Linked DNA regions of Homo sapiens: region 2 is linked to region 1. The links are chromatin loops, found by intact Hi-C in ENCODE. Cell type or tissue: A673. All regions are shown on one strand.

The links. Hi-C counts contacts between places; a loop is a spot of excess contacts. Peaks named below come from ENCODE experiments on the same cell type or tissue, not always from the same donor. Only the 100,000 strongest peaks of a DNase experiment are listed, where the experiment ranks them.
Region 2: it touches region 1 in a loop (7-fold over the local background); 12 of 110 quality-filtered maps call a loop at or near these places.

Annotation. Positions count from the first base shown.
Region 1 is chr1:30,707,191-30,709,690 of GRCh38, reverse strand. It overlaps LOC124903888 (a long non-coding RNA gene), which reads left to right. Exons shown (of 2, transcript XR_007065565.1): 2 at 1,000-1,245. Among named protein-coding and RNA genes, the nearest start is that of MATN1-AS1, 10 kb to the left of the region's middle. RefSeq lists an enhancer at 1,329-1,829. In A673, a CTCF peak has its summit at 1,383 (motif pointing right); a DNase peak (open chromatin) is centred at 1,450.
Region 2 is chr1:30,084,814-30,087,313 of GRCh38, reverse strand. No RefSeq gene overlaps it. Among named protein-coding and RNA genes, the nearest start is that of LINC01648, 48 kb to the right of the region's middle. In A673, a CTCF peak has its summit at 1,192 (motif pointing right); a DNase peak (open chromatin) is centred at 1,233; H3K27ac peaks cover 1,333 bases.

The DNA.
Region 1 (2,500 bases):
CTGCTCAAACAGGATTTGAACCGAGGATTGTTGGGCTTCAGAGGCTGAACCCCGTCTTCTGCAGTGAGCTCCCCTGCTCTGTAATTACGATGGGGGAAGGGCTAGAGGGCAAGGGACAGGGCAAGACACAAACAGGGTAAGATGCTGCAAAGAGTTGGAGATGTCAAGGCCAAATGCAGCTACCAGTAATAAGGGCCAGTGTTTATTGAGCACCTACTATGTGCCCGGCACCACTCTGGGCACTTTTCATAGACTAGACCTTGATTTGATGACTTCTCACTGTGATCCTATGAAGGATTTACTATTTATCATTCCATTTTACAGATGAGGAAACTGAAGCATGGAGGGTTTCAGTAGCATGTCAGTGTGCCCCATCTAGTGAGCGATGGAGCTGGGACTAAATGGATCTCACAGACTCCTGAGTCAGGTGCTGTCAGCCACAGTGCTAACTGAGCTGACCTAGTACAGCCATGCATTGACAAGTGAATATGATGTTAAAAAGGAATAATGGCGTAATTGCATGTGAGAGGGGGGACCAAAAGTAAATCATTCATTGATTTACTCACCCAACAGTGATTTACTGAGCACCTGCTCTGTGTCAGGCACTGGCTCAGGCCCCAGGGCCCCAGCAATGAGCAGACTGTCTGTTTCTGCAATCATGGCCCTACTTTCTCACAGGAGCCTGACTATGAAGGAAGGGGCAAAGGAAGTGTGGGAGCATCGCAGACACAGAAGTGCTGAGGAACATACCGGGAAGCTGTATTTGGCAGGGGGTGGGGGTGGGGGGTGCCCTGGCCTTTGCCCTGGAGGAGCGCAGTGTGAACATGGTCCAGGCCTGTGGTTTCAGACTTGATTCTGAACTTGTGCACGGTGCCAGGTGGGGCCTGGAGTCAGACAGGTGGACATTCCTACACAATCATGATGGCAAAGACCTGCATGCTACTTAACAGTTCACAAGCACGAGGTGAAGCCAGTATGGTTATCAGCCCCATTTTACAGATGACACACAGGCTTGGAGACGGGAAGAGACTCATCTGAGTCATGGCGTAGTGGAGCTGCAATTTGAAGCTGAGCCTGTTGGACTCTGAAGTTCCTGCTGTCCCTGTTCACCCTTTACTGTGCCTCGGCTGATGCTTTCTGAGCCTGTTTGCCCATCTGTGAAATGGACTGCTGACGCGGGGCAAAATCATCTCAGGGACTGCCTTGGACCTTGGAATTATGGATTGAAATTTTTTTAAAAATTTATTTATTCTGTCTTTATTTTGTCTTGTCTATAGTGAAGGTGTACAGCGGGATGTTTTGATACACGTAGTGAAATGATGACCACGGTGGAATTATGTGGTTTGAATGGGGCCGGAATGGCTGGCTTTGAGGCTGCTAGGGAGGAAGCTGGCCACAGGATGGCACCATTGGCCCAGGAATGGGGTGAGCAGGCCTTGCTGGGGGATGGGGCTCGGGCTTCATGGCTGTGAGCTGGGCTGGTCCCTGTCACTGTGGCACCTGTCGCACTTAATCTAATCTCTTTAATCCCCTCCTTCCCAACCTCCTTCCCAAAGGCTCCTGAGTGGGTGGTGACTTCTCTCATGGGAACGGTTGTATCCTCCCCAACTGCAGCTGGCCTTGCTATCCCATGCCTCACTCTGAGATGCCCTGGAGGGGCATGTCCAGAGGATTTGCTGGAGCAGGGGGTGGCAGCTCAGATCTGAGCGTTGGGGTGCAGTGGGGGCCAGGAAGGAGCACCCCAAGGAGGTATCTTCCTGTGCCCTACCCTCCCTCGTTCCTATGGACAAATTGTCCTTTGTCCCCAAATCAGAATATAAGTGCCTTCAAGCCAAAAATAGCTGCAGCCTGGTGGGGGAGGGGGATACTAGAGACACCAAACAGAGGTGTCGAAGGGAGCCCAACACAGGCACCTTGGAGGGACCACGGACTCTGCCATCCAAAGCCCTGGCGTGAATAGGCTCTGTCCCTGGTGTGCCCTATGGCCGTGGTCATGTGACTACAGCTCTGGGGCTCAGTTTGCTCCCCTGGGAGATGGGGAGAATGATTCCCCTTTCACTGGGGGAGACTGTGAACTGAGGGGATGTGTGCAAAGCACAGAGCATGGGCCGGGCGCCCTAGCTGTTGAGACGAAGGTGCACCCTTGTGGCGACAGCAGCGAAGGGTCTGGGCCCAGGCTGGAGGCTCAGATCACAAGTTCACACCAGGGCTTCAAGGAGGAGGCAGCCTCTCCTCCAAATTCCGAGCTGTCTTTCCTCCCTCATGGAAAACCTACACCAGGTCAAAGCGTCTCCCTTCCCTTTGCCCCTCCAGGGTGTGCGGTATCTCACGTGGCTTCTCTCTGTCCTTCCCCTTCCACGTGAGGTGCAAGCACCTGCCCTGTCCCATAAGGGTGATGGAGAGTCTGCTGTAAGGCGGAGTCAGGGGGATGGTCCAGGGAGTGTCTAGAGAGTGATGTGAAGGTGGGTGGTGGGGGGCATGTGCCAGCGCCCAGACCAGG
Region 2 (2,500 bases), 620 kb after region 1:
AAGTAAAGAAAGCTGGCTCTGGAGAGAGGATGCTCTGCCATTCAGTACCTGAGCCATCTTAGACAAGTTATTTAACGTCTCTGTGCCTGTTTCTCCAATCGTGCCTACCTCATGGGGCTGTCATAAAAATTAATTCAGTCAATAGACATAAAGTGCTTGAGAGAGCACCTGGCAGACAGAAAGCCCTTAATAAGTATTAGTGGCTATAATATTAATAGTAATAATAATAATTTGTATGATTGTTGCTATTAGCTTATATTGTATCAGTACTGAATATAGATACAGGGCTAGCAAAAAGCACCCAGAGTCCTTTCCAGTCTGACACCTGATGGTCCCCCAGCCTAACCCCCCCTTTCCCCTCCATTTTCAGCCACACAGGACTCCCCATCTCTGAAAGCCTCTGCTCTTTCCAGCCTCCACGCCTCTGGGCAACTGCCGCCTGCCTGGAATGCCCTTCTCATCGTCTTTCCCCTGCAAACTCTTACTCCACCTAGATGAACCGGCCCAGATGCCACCCACTCTGAAGCCAGTTCAGAGCCCCCTCCCTCACGCTTCTGATAGCCCCCCCGGGGTGCCAGCACCTTCTCTGGGCCCCGCAGGAATTGTCACAGGCCAGTGTCGTAGCTTCAATCACCCAGCGCTAGAACTGTACCCCACTGTCTTTTCATCTCTGGGTGTCTGGTCCCAGGACCCGTTAAGTTCAGGGTGATGTCCCTGAGTGATCATCGATCAAATATTAAGTTGGTGCAAAAGTTATTGCGGTTTTTGCCATAGATGAACAAGCGCGCGGCGCCAGGCTCTCTTAGGCCACCCTAAGCGATTCTCCCCTCACTGCCCTGGCTGAGCCCCCCCTCCCCATGTGTAAGAGGGTGTAGAACCCCCGTGGGACCCCGCCCTCCCAGGACAGCAGAGATCGCTGCATCCTCAGGCCAGCGGCCCCCGGAGCAGGCCGTGAAAGGGAAGGGATTCTGTTATTAAAGTCATCAGTTCTGGCGCCTGGGCCTTGGGGAGCCGAGCTTGGCTGGTAATTAGAGTCGTTAGGGGAGACGGAGCCGGCTGGGGCTTATGCTGGCGTGGACGCAGAGCAGGCAGAGCCCAGGCTGCGAGGCGGGGCGGCCCCCGGGACCTCCGCCACCTCCTCCTGGTGGGGCGCCCCGCACCGGCACCGCTCCCGGCCGCGGCCTGAAGGTGGCGCTGCAGGACCTCACAAGCGCGGCTGGGCGGGGCCGGGAGGAGGTGGGGAGGGGTCTGCAGAGAGAGGGAGGGGAATGGGGAGGGAAGGAGGGAGGGAGAGAAATGGGGGAAGGGGGAGTATAAGCGAAGGAGAGGACAAAAGAGGAGAAGTGAGGGGAGAGGAGGGGGAGAAAGACAGAGAGAGGGGAGAGTGGGTGGCATCTGAGCTGGTTCATCTAGGTGGAGTAAGAGTTAAAGAGGAGAGAGAGAGAGAGAGAGAGGAGGCCAGAGGGAGGGAGGAAGATAGAAGCCTCCTCCCCTCCTCGCTATTCAGGAGGTCTGAGGAGCCCAGATCCTCTTGGAACACCCGCTCCTCCATGCTTACAGAGAGGTCACTTCCTCCCATAGCCCTCCCTATGCCCTCTGTGGTCTGACCCAGGTGGACCCCAGCCCCATCTTTCCACACCTCCCCACCCTCCCCACCCTGCCCTGGCCAAGCAGAACTGCTTGCCGTTTCCAAGGGCACCAGGCTCCCCCTCTCTGCCAGTGCCCTGCCTGTGCTGGGCTGCTGCAGTAACCTTCTCCCCCTGAGCCTCTTCCCCTGGCTCCCCGACTTCTCCTTCAGGTCTCAGCATAGACACCACCTCCTCTCAGAAGTCCTCCCCTTCTCCATGTCCAGGGCCTGGCCTGCCCCTAGCTCCCCAGCCCCTCCCACATCTTCCCCCATCTCAGCACTGGCCAGGCTGGGCTGTGATTGATTCTGTGTCTGTTCCGCCAGCCAGACCGGAGGCTCCCTGAGGACAGGGACACGGCCTTGTCCCTCTCTGCGTCCCCAGGGTGGCCAGCCCAGTGGATGAACAGCCACAAGTGGGCTATAGATGCTGCCTAAGGGATGAATGGATGATCTCGGGAGGGGCTGGGTGTGGGAGATGAGGAAAGAAGGGACATGGAGCAGGAGGGAGAAAACAGCGGAGAGGAGGTTAATTAGGAGAGAGGCCCTAGGACACCCCAGCCACCAGGGTGCAGGGCCTGGGCCCCAGCACCGCGGGATTCCCGCCCTCCCATGGACCTCAGTGATCTTCCTTCTGAGGTCAGTGCCCACCTGGCTCTGGACCCCTCTGACGATCAGGAAGTTCTTCTTCCTCGTGGGAATCAGGGCTGCTTGAGTCACAAGTGACAGAATCTGCTCAGCTGCAGAGAAGAGGGGGTTTGGCATAAGGACCCTGGTCTCTCAGATGCAGCCAGAACTCAGGAGGGACCCGGACCGGAGACAGGAGCACCAGCCAGAATGCAGACTGACTCTCTTCCACCCACCTCATAAGACTTC